Linked DNA regions of Homo sapiens: region 2 is linked to region 1. Evidence: chromatin contacts called from ENCODE Hi-C or POLR2A ChIA-PET data. All regions are on one chromosome and are shown on one strand. Each heading gives the region's core, a stretch centred on a gene start or an enhancer-like site at or near the end of the contact. The rest is flanking DNA. Distances are from core to core; before and after follow the strand shown.

What was found. Hi-C counts contacts between places; a loop is a spot of excess contacts on that map. ChIA-PET counts read pairs that join two places held with the same protein, here RNA polymerase II (POLR2A). Pooled maps may share reads with other maps.
Region 2: a loop to region 1 is called in a map of mammary epithelial cell, with 6 times the contacts of the local background. The contact joins two enhancer-like sites. A Hi-C loop is called at or near these places in 6 of 168 maps with a recorded cell type or tissue (MCF 10A, PC-3, PC-9 and 3 more) and 6 of 50 pooled maps. POLR2A ChIA-PET finds 5 or more read pairs at or near these places in 3 of 52 experiments (MCF 10A, activated CD4-positive, alpha-beta T cell and activated T-cell).

Annotation. Positions count from the first base shown.
Region 1 is chr3:31,037,320-31,044,700 of GRCh38, forward strand. No RefSeq gene overlaps it. Among named protein-coding and RNA genes, the nearest start is that of MIR466, 120 kb to the right of the region's middle. Within about 2 kb of position 5,997, at least 2 of the 41 ENCODE cell types and tissues checked have a DNase peak (open chromatin) inside an H3K27ac peak, as active enhancers do; they include PC-3 and mammary epithelial cell, where a contact is called at or near this core.
Region 2 is chr3:31,073,513-31,080,467 of GRCh38, forward strand. No RefSeq gene overlaps it. Among named protein-coding and RNA genes, the nearest start is that of MIR466, 85 kb to the right of the region's middle. RefSeq lists a silencer at 2,002-2,202. Within about 2 kb of position 3,704, at least 3 of the 41 ENCODE cell types and tissues checked have a DNase peak (open chromatin) inside an H3K27ac peak, as active enhancers do; they include PC-3 and mammary epithelial cell, where a contact is called at or near this core.

The sequences.
Region 1 (7,381 bases), core at 4,747-7,246:
TACACAGTCTGTGCATGTAACAAAATTGAACATTTACCCCATAAAGTACAAATAAGAAGTAAAAATGATTTTAAAAAATAGTCCCAGTTGAAGAGATATACACTGTTACTCGGGCAACACTTTCTGTGCTTCAACTCAGAAACCCAGTTTTGCTGACAAATCAGCAAGAAAAGGTTAGGTTTTACAGGGATTTATTTTCCCCCATTTCCCTTCCAACATGCCACTTCAACACCTTTCTACCCTTAACACCATACAACCATCCTTCTTCCTTCCTTCTCACTTCATTAGGTACAACCCCTAATTCCAGGAAGAAAGAATTAGCCCAATTCCTTGTTTTGGACAGTTGATTTATGCCAAAGGAGCAAAGTGGCATTCACATATACCCATAGCTCTTTGTCTTAGGAAGGAGAGTGAATAAATTGAAACAGAAAAAAGATAAATTGTACTAACCAAAGTTACAGCAGCTATTGTAGCAGGAGAATCTATTACTTGGGTATCTGACTTGGACAACATTACCTGCAAGTCCACCTCTGCCCTTACCCCAAAGTCTAAGCACAATGCTGAAAACATAAGACAGACAGAAACATGGCAGCCTTTCTGATGGAAGTCAAAGGGATAGGATATAAGGTCCGATCTGGCGCATAAGGCATAGAATGTGGCCAGAGATTTATTTGGTCCAACACTTCTGCTTGTAGATGAGGAAACTGAGGTGCAATAACTTAAGATAGTATAACTAGTTGTGCTCTATCAGAAATAGTACCTGGGTCTCCAGACCTTTAAGCCAATGCTCTTTCCTGAATGCCTTATTCCTTCACGGCCATTTAACATTTTTTTGACTCACTTTCTCCAAGCCCTTTTGTGTAGCCCTGACCACAGAAAATTCTAAATGAGGTGGCCCTTATTTTCCCTTTACTCCCAACAAATGTATGACACAGAAAGTAGGTACAATATGAATTATCAAAGAGTACTATGATCGGTCTGTGGCCTATTCCTTTTATTTTTACCATATAACTTACCGTCTTCTGTCTCACAGTCCCACTATTATCCACATGTGTTGCTTTCTTCAGAGATGGTAGAGGCAAGATTTATAAAGTTGATGAGGAGCATTGAAATCTTCAGTTTCAATAAGCAATAATTGGTAGTGACATGCAAGTACTTCTTTTGTGCATTGACTCAATTTCTCTACAGCTCTTATATGTGGTAATTTGCATTATCAGCACAAACATTTGACCCCTTCCAGAATCCACACCCTTTTTGTGGGTGGCAGCTTTGCTTTGTCAGCTTAAACTGGAACTACATTTCCAAAAATGTCCTTCTCTATCTGGTTCTGGATGAAGTTTGCCACAAGAAAAATTTCATGGAGTTTTGGAATAGGGAAGTAAAATAGCCATTTCCCACACTCTGAAGGTGGGTGTGGGGCATGCACTGCTGCAGCTCACCCACATTCCCACTGACTTGCTGTCTCCTCTTGTTGACATGGCCAGCCCCACAGGTCTTCCAGTTCCTGTTGGAAATCCTCCTTCACCTTCTGTAGCTCCTGAGCCAGGTCTATGTGCAGCTCACCACACACACCAAGGGCACCAACTTCTCCTGCAAGTCACTCATGTCTTCAGATTTGAGGACAGTTAGAGACTAATATGGATCCCAGTCGTTTGTTCTAACTACATTATGTCTAACTTTCTTCTCCAACTGCTGGCCCTGATTACCTCGGGTCCAACATCAGATATAGAGGCAACAGCCTTACATGGGCTTCTTAACTAGCTCCCACAATTGCATAAATTTTAATCCCTGTAATAAATCCCTTATGCTATATCACTCACTATTGTTCTGGTTTTCTAATCACACTCTAAATGATACACTGTTGACTTCACAGTTACCCCTGCCACCTCTGGTAAGGTAAACCTCCTCAACTCTTGACTCTGTGTTTGACCAGATAACTTGCTTTGCTATGACACAAGCAGGGACTTGCCCAGCGGAGCCTTCTCCTCTTGCAGCTCTGTCATCTCCATAAGAGCATTCTGTGGTCACTCCTAGTCCCAGGAGGGAGAGGAAATTCATGTGGTGCAAAGCCATCCCAGCCACCACAGTCAGCAAAACTGCCTCAGCCAACCCTAGAGCCACAATGCAAAGTAGAACTGTCAAATCCAGCCCAGCCTAGATCAACCAAACATCAGCTATCCTGCAGATGCAGAAGTAATAATAATCACTTTTGTTTTTTCAAGCCATTGAGTTTCAAGGTGCTTTGTTTTGTAGCAATTACTAACCAACATGCTGCTACAATAGTTTTATGCCAGAAAACATACTCTATTCAACTGTATCTTTTGCCAAAGAAATAATTTTTGTGTTTTAGGTGACTTTAGCAATACTTCAGTTAAAAAATCACCCTCCTTTCATTTTACTTTATAATGTCGTTGTAAAGCACACAAACACTAGAGATAGTTTGGGTTTGAATTTTGGCTCAAATACATATGAATTGTGTAATAACATTTAATCTCTGTAAATCTTGGTCTTCTCTTCTGTACAGTGGGGGTGAGATATCACCTAACTGGTTGTATTTAACATAAAATGAAGTAAGGTTCTTAACATAGCAATTGTACATAGTATGTGCTCAATAATTATTAGTTATCTGTGTGCATGTGTATGTCTGTGTGCGTATTCTGCTAAGAATACTCCCCCAAGTGTTCATGTTCACTTAATATTTTGATTGTCATTTATTCACCTATCTATCTATTGAGTGTTGGATACCCACATAGCAATATAATGTAGCAAGCTTCTATCATAGGCCCAGGAGATACAGAAATGAACAAGGCCCAGACTGTGTCCTTAAAGATTCCTATCACCTTTGCTATATTTCAGCTACTCCTCAACTAAATCAATTCTGAAAGCGCAGTATTTCTACCCAGTGATGGGAACAAGGCTACAGTAGCCAACAAAAAATTCATTTTATGATTCTATATACCATTTCAGAAGGTGAACAAAAAGATAAATATGTTGAGTAATTTTGGTGAGGGCTGTATGTCCTACTATGCTAAATTACCAACATCATCTTTATTTTATTGCAAGCCTTTCAACTATTATGTGAAACAATTAGAGTATTTACATTCTCCTTTATGATTTCTACTTTACTCTAATTTTTCTTTTGAAGGTATGATCTAAAAAGCAACCAAATTTTCCAGTTTTATTTTTCTTTCTGAAAGGAACCTCATTAATTAATTTTTTGTAAAATGCAATTAATTATTTTTGTTACTGACCTCATTTAGACTAATAATAGCAAACATTTAGAACATGCTTACTATATGCCAGACATTGTCTTGAGCATATGATACGAATTTATTCACTTCACATGACAAGAACTTCATAAGTAAAATTTTTATAGATATTCCCATTTCATAGATGAAACAGAGGCAGGGAGATTAAGTAACCTTCCCGAGGTCACACACGTAGTCCACAGCACAGGCAGGATTCAACCAGACTCCAAAATCTAGCTCTTTAGCCCCAAACTCTGCCACCTCTTCCATCTGCTCCCTAAAGCAAGGAGGCTCTGTGTACTGCACATGTTGATGTTTAGTACAAATCTTCCCAAACAAAACATTCCTCAAAATAATTTCTTTATTCTTCTGAACGCTTAGCCTTGAGTGATGCTCACTCTCATCTTTAAACATAATTTCCATTTAATAAATGTCCTCTTGTTATTGACAGAAATTTCATTAACTTCATCGTCCCTTGGGCCTGGCAGAAATGATTATCACATTCAGGAAATTGAAGAGAAATGGGTTATTACTTTGGAGGCAAATAGAGCAAAGAAAAAAATAAGGAAACAGGAAAGGCAGAGAGAGATAAGTGCAAAAAGAGGCAGGAGAGGGAAATGAGGAATTGAAGAGTTGTGGTCCATGCAGGTTTCTCAGTTTCTTCTCTTCCTCCCTATTGGCAGGCAATTACTGGAAGGCTCAGGAATGATTGCTAAGCAGACGATATGGAGATCCCTCAGGGAACTGCAGATTTCTCCCATGGCCAGCCCATCAAGGAGCAATGAGAGAATAGCAGCAGCAGCAGCAATAGCAGCAGCTGGGAATGGAGGTGAGATGAAGGAATGTGCCCTGAATATTTTGACCTGAGGCTCCTGGAAACTTCCTTCTGCTCTGCTTATTCCTGGGGAGCCAAATAGAAAGGGCAAATGAAATGCATCCTTCAAACAAGCCTGGGAAGAAAGCTGAGTGGCAGAAGTTCAAAGGCCTGAGTCATCATTTTCAGGCCTGTGGACAGGTGGATTCCTCTGAAGCAGAGCATTCCTCCTTAATCACTTGGTGACTTTCTGTTAAACTATTTGCTGACACAGGTCTCTCTAGCTGGAAAAGACTGTTTCCTGCATTCAGACCACAGGAGCCAGCCTCATTTCTGCCCTGTCATTTGAAACAATTCCTATTATTTCTGTCCTGACTTTGCCTAACTGCCCCTCCCTTGGCACTCGTAATACTTTAATGCTACAGGTGGCTAATGCAGTCACTTGGCTCAGCAGCAACAACTCAATATTTGAAGAAGTAAATTATAACAGCTCCCTAACTGGCCTCCTCATATTCCCTCACCTCCCTTCACATCTGTTATTAGCCCAGCAGCCAGAGTTGTCTTTTTAAAAACATAAATAAAATTATGTCACTCCCTATCCTTGCAAAAAACCGTTTTAAGAGACAGTTCAAAATAAGTTATGCATCCTTGTCCAAGCACAGGCCCTTGCCTACCTTCCAACTCTCATTATGGACTATCTCAGTCTCTATCTTGTTGTCACATTGGTCTGTTTCTCTAAGGCACCATGCTGTCCCCCACCCAAGGGCCTTTGCTCATGCTATATCATTAGCTTAGTACTTGCTCCCTTTACTGGTTAGCTTTTACTTGGCCTTTAGGTCTCTGAGCTAGATAGTCTCCATTTCACCTAGATCCACCCTCTACCTTCACCTCCCTATTCTCTATCTCAGAGGGATAATCTCTATGATCTACATCAATGGTCGTCTTTGCCCTCTAGCTCTGTAAGGATATTGAATGGAGAAAACAGAGTGAAACCAGAGCATTTATTTTCCTGGATCACTCTTCGTGAAAATCAACTCTGCAACTGTCAAGGATGCTTTATTGGTCAACAATTGCTGTGAAACAATCACAAAGTCTCCATGGCATATAGCAATAAGTATCCATTTCTTAGATGTCTTCGGGTCATTTGGAAGGTGGGGGGTGGTGCTGATCTAGGCTGTCTTACATGGGCATCAAGAGAGTAACCCAATAACACAAGTACTTCCGGTAGTTTAATTGTCTGTCTCTCTTACTAAACTGTTAACTCCATGTTTGTTTTGCTCATCTTTACTTTCCTATTGAGACAGCCAGGAGGGAGGGGATCCCCAGAGAAACTCCAGCCAGCCTGCACACTGGGAGAGAGCCTTAGGAAGTTCATGCCGTTTGCAGCAGGGAGGAGCGTGGCCCCTCCTCTTCCTGTGTGGAAACTGGGATTCAAATGACCAGGCGGGCAGTGTTCTAGCAGGGACTCTAGCCTTGTGAGAGTCCCTGTTTCCTCCTTTTCTTCCTTTTCACCCAATAAAACCCTGCTTTACCCACCCTTCAAACCATCTATGAGCCTAAATTTTTATGGCCATGGGACGGACAAGGACCCCATCTTTAGCCAAACTAAAGTCCTGCAACATTTGTGGCACCCAATATGGGGCCTGAGAAGTGGTGAGTGAAATGGGGACTCAAAACCTCTCACTGTTGCTCCTAAGCATTTTCATCCTTGGACTTCTGAGGGTGGAGGAAACATGTCCCTACCCCCTCATCACTCTTGTGCCTTTTCATGGACTTTTCCTTCATTTTTCAGGATGGATCAGAGAGCAACATCTACCCTCCACCCTCCCCTCCCTGACGGGGCTGGGACACATAGCCCAAGGTGCCACCAGCTACTGGCTGACATTTTCTACCACACATCCACAGAGTCTCCTCCTCCCCACACCAGGGGGAGGCCAGCTCTGACTCACAGCCATTAAACTTGTGTCTATGGTGGAGAAACCACTTGCGTAAGAGTAAGAGGTTCTTCCCCAGGCATTTTTAAACTGTTTCTTTTCTTTCCCCTTCTCTACCCTATCAGCAAGTTAACTTTTAAAGTTTTTTTTTTTCTTTTAGAAACATTTTTTACTAGGGCAGGCTCCAGAATTATCACTTTTTGTGTTTTCTGCAAAGTTTTGGTTGTGAAATGGAGTCTCCACCTTGTTTTACATCCTGAGGGCATGGCTTTGTTTAGTAATCCTGCCTTAGGGAATAAGTTTCTTTCTGGTTTGGCATCTGCATGTTCTTCTAGCCCTGTCTCTTCTAGCCCCACCCAGTGACTGGGTTTTCTTCTGCCTGTGTGTGTACTATGTGTGATGTCTGTAAAAAGAGCTCTAGTTAATTTGGCCTAAAGAAAGATAAGCGCTTGGATCAAACATTTTTTAAGGGAAGTTAAAAGCTGTGGTACCTTTCAGTTCACATGAGTTTCATCTTTGAGAAATGAAAGCAGACTTAAATATTATTGGTAAAATGCAGGTGTCATTAAGATGTAAATAGGTGGGCTAAATAATGAAGGTCAGATGCAAGATTTGCTAAGTGTTTTAAAATTATAAACTGCTTTTTGAGTTTTAAGAACTATTTGACTTGCTGGCTTCACAACTGGTAAGGCCTGAGGAGGACATAAGGAACTAACCACACCCTTAATTATGCTGGGAGTCAAACTTTGCCTGCACCTAGATATAATTATAGCAACTTACCAGGTTTCCCCTTAAAAGTTAAGAATTGCTAGGAGTTACCATTATAACATGTAATTGAGACTACCTGAAATAGATTTACATGGAAGATGTGGAAGAACAGTAAAATGTTTTTTCTTTTTTGTAAAAGTTTATAAGAAGGTATGGAAATGTTAACTTTGGCCTAGGGTTAAAGGATTGTTTTAAATTAGGAAAAAGCTGAAGGTTCAAAGAAGTGGTAGAAGAATTCTAGAAATTAATCTTGCAAAAGAGGTTCTCTGTGTGAACATATTGACTAAATTCCTAAAAGGATATTATATGGTTTTTCTGTAAATTTAACATTGAAATAAAAGAATAATAAGGTTTTCCTAAGGGGCTAATCTGTTCTTTGGCAAAATTTCTAAAGGGTTATAAAAGCTTTTTGCTTCTTTAAAATTTCTGAGTCATTTTGGCAAAATAAATAACTTATGGTAACCTGGAATTCTATTTCATAACATCAAGTGTTTTAAACCCCGAACATATATAGCAGCCTCCCAAAATCAAACTTCAGTTTCAAAATTGTCTTCCCTGGCACCTGGCTTTTTGAATATTTCAGAGGGCCCCTGAAGTGTCCAGAAAGAGAAGCAAAC
Region 2 (6,955 bases), core at 2,454-4,953, 34 kb after region 1:
CAAATGTTGTAGCTGAAGTGCAGCTTGGACCACAGTCTTTGACCTGAATGACTCAAATCTAGATGTGCTTGGATCAAACACCTACCCACTGCACATTTTTCTTCTGTTAACCACTTGTAGTGGACTCTGTCAGTGTTTCACCTACATCCCCTGGAGTCCCTTTTACTGTTCTTTGTGTCCCTTTCCCAGCTTCCATTTGATTTGGCTGGGAACAGGCTACACCCATGACTATCTGTGGATGACTAATCTTGGGCCGCTGGAGCTGTTTTGCCCAAACAGAAAAAGAACAGAAATACCTGTTCCCACCTCTTTCTTGCTGTGGGGCCTTTGAACAGTGACCACTGGGTGAGGGAGAACAAAAGCCCTGTCTCTTCCTTCCTGTAGAAACCACTTCAGGGTGTCCTTGACACTGTTGAGCTCCCCTGAGTGTCCCGCTGAAGCTGCCCTCTGTGGGATTTCCCTATACTACTGTCTGGCTTAGCTTCTTCCCCATCCCTGGTCTTCCCCACCTCCCTTACTAGTTTCTCCTCATACTTCCTTGATAAATCCTTTGCATACGTACCCTTATCTCATGGTATGCTTCTGCAGAATCCAACATTTGACATTCCATTTTGACTAGGAGTCAATAATACAGAGGAGGCAAAAAATACTGGAGAAAGCTATTGCCCCTTGAGTTCTTACACATCTCTACCATGACTCTCCATTCATGTGTCCCAGCTCCCTCCTGCTGGCATTAAATTAAACCACTCAGAATGAAAACCTTGAAAAATTAAATAAAAAGCTTTCAGTTTTTGGAATGTTTATATGGATAGATGTTTTTGGAAAGAAAAGGACATTTTAATATACTTGCAGATAATTAGCTCCAACAGGAAACTCAAGAGTTTCAAAGTCATGATTTTGGCAAAAAGAATTGAAACACATGGAATGGAAATCTAAATTATAATATTCTAGAGTAGTTAGATAATTGTGTAAGTGTGTTAGGAGGAGGAGAGTCACTTTCTAATTAGTAGAAAACTTCTAAGAATTCTATGGCACACTGACTAAGCATTTTTAAAGAAAAAGTCCAACTGAAATCAAGAGCATAGGCAGTTAAGATTTTTTTTAACTCTAAGGGGATTATAATCAGGCAACTCAGAGAGTTATATTCTAGAGAAAAGAAGGCAGCCCCTTTACAGTGCCTCTGACAAGGAAGCCAATCAGCTCACTGCCTTCTGTATAAGCCAGGTATCTTCGTTTGCATTCTCCAGAGGCAGAGCCTGAAGCAGGGGTTCTTGTGCATGTGACTTAATGAGAGTGTGCTCTCAGATAAAACTCGTAGGGGAGTAAGGGAAGCAGGGTAAGGCATACTAAAAAAAAAAAAAAAAGGCAAGGTAAAAATGTTTTGCATGGAACCTAGTCTCACCCATCCTAGGGTAAGCTCTGGAGTTGTCCTGCCCAGAAGCAAGGGAGTTTGGGCTCTTGTACCCTTGGTAACAGTCAGTCATTGGCCACAGGCTGCCTGGTGGAGGTAGGTAGGATGGGACGTGTAACCACCTAATGTCACTGGGTATGGCAGTGTTAGCCAAAGAGAGAGCCTCTCTGGAGAAGGGAGTAGCTGCTGGCAACCAACACCCACAGTAGCTGGGGGTGAGCACACCAGCCTAGTAAAGAGATGGTGGGGGGAGTGTTCCATAAGCATCTGTTACACTAGGTTACCTCAAAACCTTGATGTCCCGGAGGAAATCCCACTGCAAGATGGCTTGCTCTGCTGGCTTACACATGCCTCCATGTTCAGTAGTTTTTCAGTAATTTTCTAAAGAAGAAAACCTAATCCTCAAACCACTCCTTCTATATTTACCCAATGCTGGTGCCTGACTAAAAGAAAATTATTTGTTTCTCATTTGCAACTTAATGTTTTGGCCTTTATTAAAAGATGTGCATCTCATCCTCTCCAAACTTTCCATCCTTCCTGCAGAAAACTCACCCAGGCTACTGCATACTCTAGGGTTTTGGTCTCAGTGGATGGAATCTTGTTTTGAAGAAGCCAAATATGATGGATTACTGAAATCTGTTGTTCCCCCAGCTCAGCTGAGGGACTAAGTCCCTGAGAACAGAGATAAGCAGTCTTTTCAGGGTTTTGCCATTTTGATACTGAGGAGATTTAGGAGAGGCCTTTCCAGCATTTGGGGATATCTGTTAAGTATCAGAAATCACAGAACTTGGTCCTGTGGGAGACTTTGGTCACAGAAGGTCAAACTGAGAAGTTCCAGCACCCTGGTCATCTCTGATGAAATCTGAGGAAATCCACGGATTTGTCCACACGCACCCTGCCTCCCTTGAAGCCCTGCAATGGGCAGTAGGAGGGCCTGTGGGAAACACTGCCATTGCAGGTAAGAGGCTGCAACAGAGGGCCCCACCAGCTCGCCTCAGAATTACTCCTTGGATTATAAGAAAGCCTCGGGCACGCCCACAAAGTTCAAAAAAAGTGCCACCTGGGACTTCCTAGTCAGTTCAGAGCTCTTTTCAAACTAAATGACCACTCTGAACTGCTGCATTTTGAATCCACCAGCTGCAGAATCAACCAGCACTGACTTCAGAAGAGACTGAAAGGGGACGGGGTGCATCCCCTTTGCCACCGTTCCCCTGCAAGACAATTGTTCCTATTTAGCTCAGGCCTGTCAGTTAGAATTCACACCTCTATCCTCCCCACTGAGCCCCTGGACTGGGGTGAGAGCTCTGTGTTCAGAGAATCATTTTCATGGGCAGGAGCGTGAAAAGCAGGATGGTGGGTGGTGACTTTTGTTTGAAATGAATTGTGTCTGGGAGTCTTTTGAAGAGCAAAAAATAGACCTATTTATTGACCTAAAGCCATCCATGAAATGGGATATGATCTCTGGCACAAAGAATAGAATAGAAACTCCCCAATATTGTAGCTATCTAGAGATGAAAAAATTGTCTGGAGCTAAGACTTTATTTCTTCATCCGCATTCCTGATGCTGGGCTTCCTGCAGAATGCTGAACAGTATTATCTGTTTCTGGGCCTCAAATAAAGATAGAGAAAGAAAACGAGAGAGGGTGGGGTGGGGAGATCTAGCTAGCTACATTGATCTACAGATATACTTTAATAGTCCTCTTTACTTACAGACACTCTGAGACATGGTCAGACAGTTCACCTCACCTTGTTAATAGTAATTGGCATAAATGCTTCTTGAACTTTTGGCTAAGAGCAAGTGTAATGCCTGCTCTTACCAGTTTAATAATAATTGGCATCATTTTCTGAGCACTTATATAGGTGCCACATACTGTGACAACATTTATGCATATTATCTCATTAAATTCTTAAAACACTACATTTTAAAAAACCGATTAACTATAGCCACATTAAAAAAAAAAAAAAAGGAAAAGAAAACTGAGGCTCAAAACATTACTAAGCTTGCTTAAGGCCACATACCCAGGAAACTATATTAAAATTTGAACCCTGCTCGGCCTGAGCCCAATGCCTGAGTTCTTAACCACAGTGTCATTTAATTAAAGAAAAGTACACTCTAGAGAGTAACCATTCAACAGGCACTCGGGGTGGCCTTGGAAAGGAAAAGAAACACAATGAGACACTGAATGCACTTTAATATTTGAGAGAATTGGTTTCTCTTAAATGTGTCAGCCTATCATCCATGTTGTTCACAGCTTGAATCATAGGGTGGTTGTAGGTTGAGGGGAGCAGTCACCATTGACTCATCTCTGTCCTTCATCCTTTGTAGCTAGTCACCTACTAAATCCAGTGGATTCACCTTTGAAATGACTCATAACCACTCTTTCTTACTATATTTTTTCCTCCACTTTGAGCTCAGCCTTCATCTCTTCCTATTCAGATAACATCAACATTCTCCCCACTGGCTGGTCTGACTCAGCTCTCTCCTCATCCTGTCGGACTGCCCACTGCCAAACATGGTATCCTAAAATAGTGCGTCCAACATTTCACTATCCTGCTCAAACATCTGTGATTGCTCTCTAGTCTTTGTTGGCCTAAGTTCTGTTTTCTGCTTTATAGTCTGTCTTTCTCTCCCAGAACAAATGTCCATCCCCAGTCTGTACCCTTTTTCATCATCTGCCTTCCTTTTGCACCTGGCCACCCTTATCTGTATTATCCTCCCTCCCTCACATTGTTACCTAAATCATATCCAAATGTCAAGGTCAAGTCTCACTACACCCATGAAGGTTGTACTTTAAACCAAACCACTCAGTCCTTAACTTTTCTATAGATAAGAGGGGTATTCCAGTTTGGATTACTGACAAGAGGAAAGGCCCAGACAAGTATCTGAATGTAGAGATGTTATTTGGAAGTTACAGGAAGATATGATAGGGTGGTGGGGAAGAGGGACAAGATGGGAAAGGCAGCCAATAAAAGGTGCATTTTCAAGCCAGTTACCGCTGTGGACAACTGGAACTTAGTCCTGTGGGGAACAGGGGAGCCAGTATAGGATACACACTTCAATTATCTCATTCAAGGGGTGATGGGGTTGGAGTATGGATACACTGACTAATCATCAGTCATTGCTAGAGGGCTGCTCCCAGGGGGCATTCACTCCTCAGCACTTCTGTCCTACTAGCAAAACAAGCTCCAGTGGCAAAAGAAAGCCCCAGTCAAAAGAAATACTGGTGTTGGAAGTTGGCAATCAGATGGAGCAGACTGAGATGGTAGGAGCAATGGGATATATGAGTGGGACCTGGCAGCATCTGCTACAATAACCAGATAGTTTATTACCCAAACCCAGGCACTTTTGAGAGTGAAAAGAAATACTATTAATAATTATTGTGACAAAAAAATCAAGATGGTCCTAGGCAAATTAGTATGTATGGTATTGCATTTATAACAGTGAGTTTTATATCCGATTCTCCCCATCTCCACTCAGATGATATGATCCTTTAGGGTATGTTCAGTGTGGTCCAGCTACATGTGCCTTATTGAAGCCAGTACAGTGCTTAAGACAGCAGATGTTCAGAAAATACTGGATGGCTGGACATTGGATGAAGTAGCCACCAAAAATTCAAATTATGTTACTATTCAAAAAGCACAGCCTTTAAAGTCAGACAGTCCTGAGTTGAAACCCAAACCCCACTGACTTATTGTTAAACTGAGATGTAGATATGGCACATCTCTGAACTGTGTTTCCTTATCTTTAAAGTGGAGATGAAAATAATATATTCCTGTAGAGTTATCAAAGATCAGAGATGAGCTATAAGATAGTAGCTCTTAATATCCAGTAAATCAAACTATAGTAAATTAAAATATAGTCATTATTATTGCAAAAGCTATTTTTTAAAAAATGATACTATTGATGTCATCTTGCTCATTATTACCTCAGTCACATGCTGTAACTGGTACTTTGTCTCATCCCAGCATTTTGTTTTCTTCTCTGTGACTGTAGATGTTTTCACATAGCAGCAGGATTGAGCTTTCATAAATTGCACTTCCATTTGTGGAGACAAGGACCCTGGAATTGACTGGGCCATTCTCTAAGTCAGAGATGAAGAAGAATTTGGAAAAGGGAAAATATTTCCTGCAAAGAATTTGAGAGAATAAGACATGGCATGAGCGATTACCTGGACTGCCCAAAATCAGAATCTCCAGATTAAGCGTCACTGTTTCTCACCGTCTAAGAGGCTATGAATTAAGAGAAAAGCCACAGTAGAAAGATACCTGACTTTTCAAAAGGAGAATTCTGACACCTCGAAAGTAAACAAGTATTACTTAAGCTGCTGAGATGTCTTCCTAGCTTATCTCCATCACCATTACTTTTGATGTCCACTCAAAATTTTCTTTGTATTCACAGGATCACAGGAAAATAGAACAGATCTTACAGGTCCAATTACTAGTTCATATTGCAATGAAGCCTAAAAACACCATATTAACCCTGTATTGAGAGATAAGCAAGGGACAAATATGAGATGAAAATGGAGATGCATATCCTCTCACCCTCCCTTCTTACAACCTGCGTAGCCTGCTATCATACCCACTATGTCAGGGACCTTTATGATTTCTTTTAATGCATTTATTTTATCAATATAATACATACATGTCATAAAAAGTTAAGAGATAATGGTACTAAAAATTTATAATAAAATACAGCAATAATCTCTACCACTCCTTCCTATCCAGAAGCCTCATTCCCCAACCAGCAATTTCAGTGATTTTAGTCCTTTAGATATTTATTCTGAAATTTACTTCCGCATTTCTAAATAATATATGTGGAAGAAATGGCTAGTTCCACCATATCCATCGTTTCATTCTTCCATGGAAATATATACCACAATTTCAAGCTGAGCTCATGACTTCCAGAAATGCATTTTCAAGCTCCTCTTTTAATTGCATACAGTTATGCAATTCAATCCTGGACAAAGGAATGTAAATAAAGGCATTCCATATAACTTTCAAGAACCTTTCTTAAATGACACCGGAAAAACATCCTTTGACTGCTTCCTTCTTCATTCTTTCTTCATTCTTGGTGGCTGAAATACAGACATGATAGCTGGAGCCTGAGCAGCTACATTCAGCCATGCGGTTAACTTGGGAAAGGAAGCCCCTCACTCTGGAACAACAGTATAGAGGGAGATTGGGTCACTGAGGATTTGATGAACAAAGCTATCACTCCAATCCTGGACTGCCTAGTTCTATGTTGACTGAGACAGAAATAAACTTTTTCCTTAAGTCACTGTTACTTTGTGGTTTTGTTTTTCATAGCTAACCAAAGCATATATTTTATTGCTTTTTCTTGATTTATCAGTTTTAGAAATTTTCTACTAGTGGCCTAAAATAGTAGATAAATATTTAGCTTTCTAATAACAGCCACCCACCTCCCACTTACATATCCTTCATCTCAGTATACTTCCATTACATTAATGCTATGTAATTTATATTCACTGCTAAACCAAGTAGTTTGGCAGTGCATATAAGTAGTAAACTATGAATGGCTTCTTT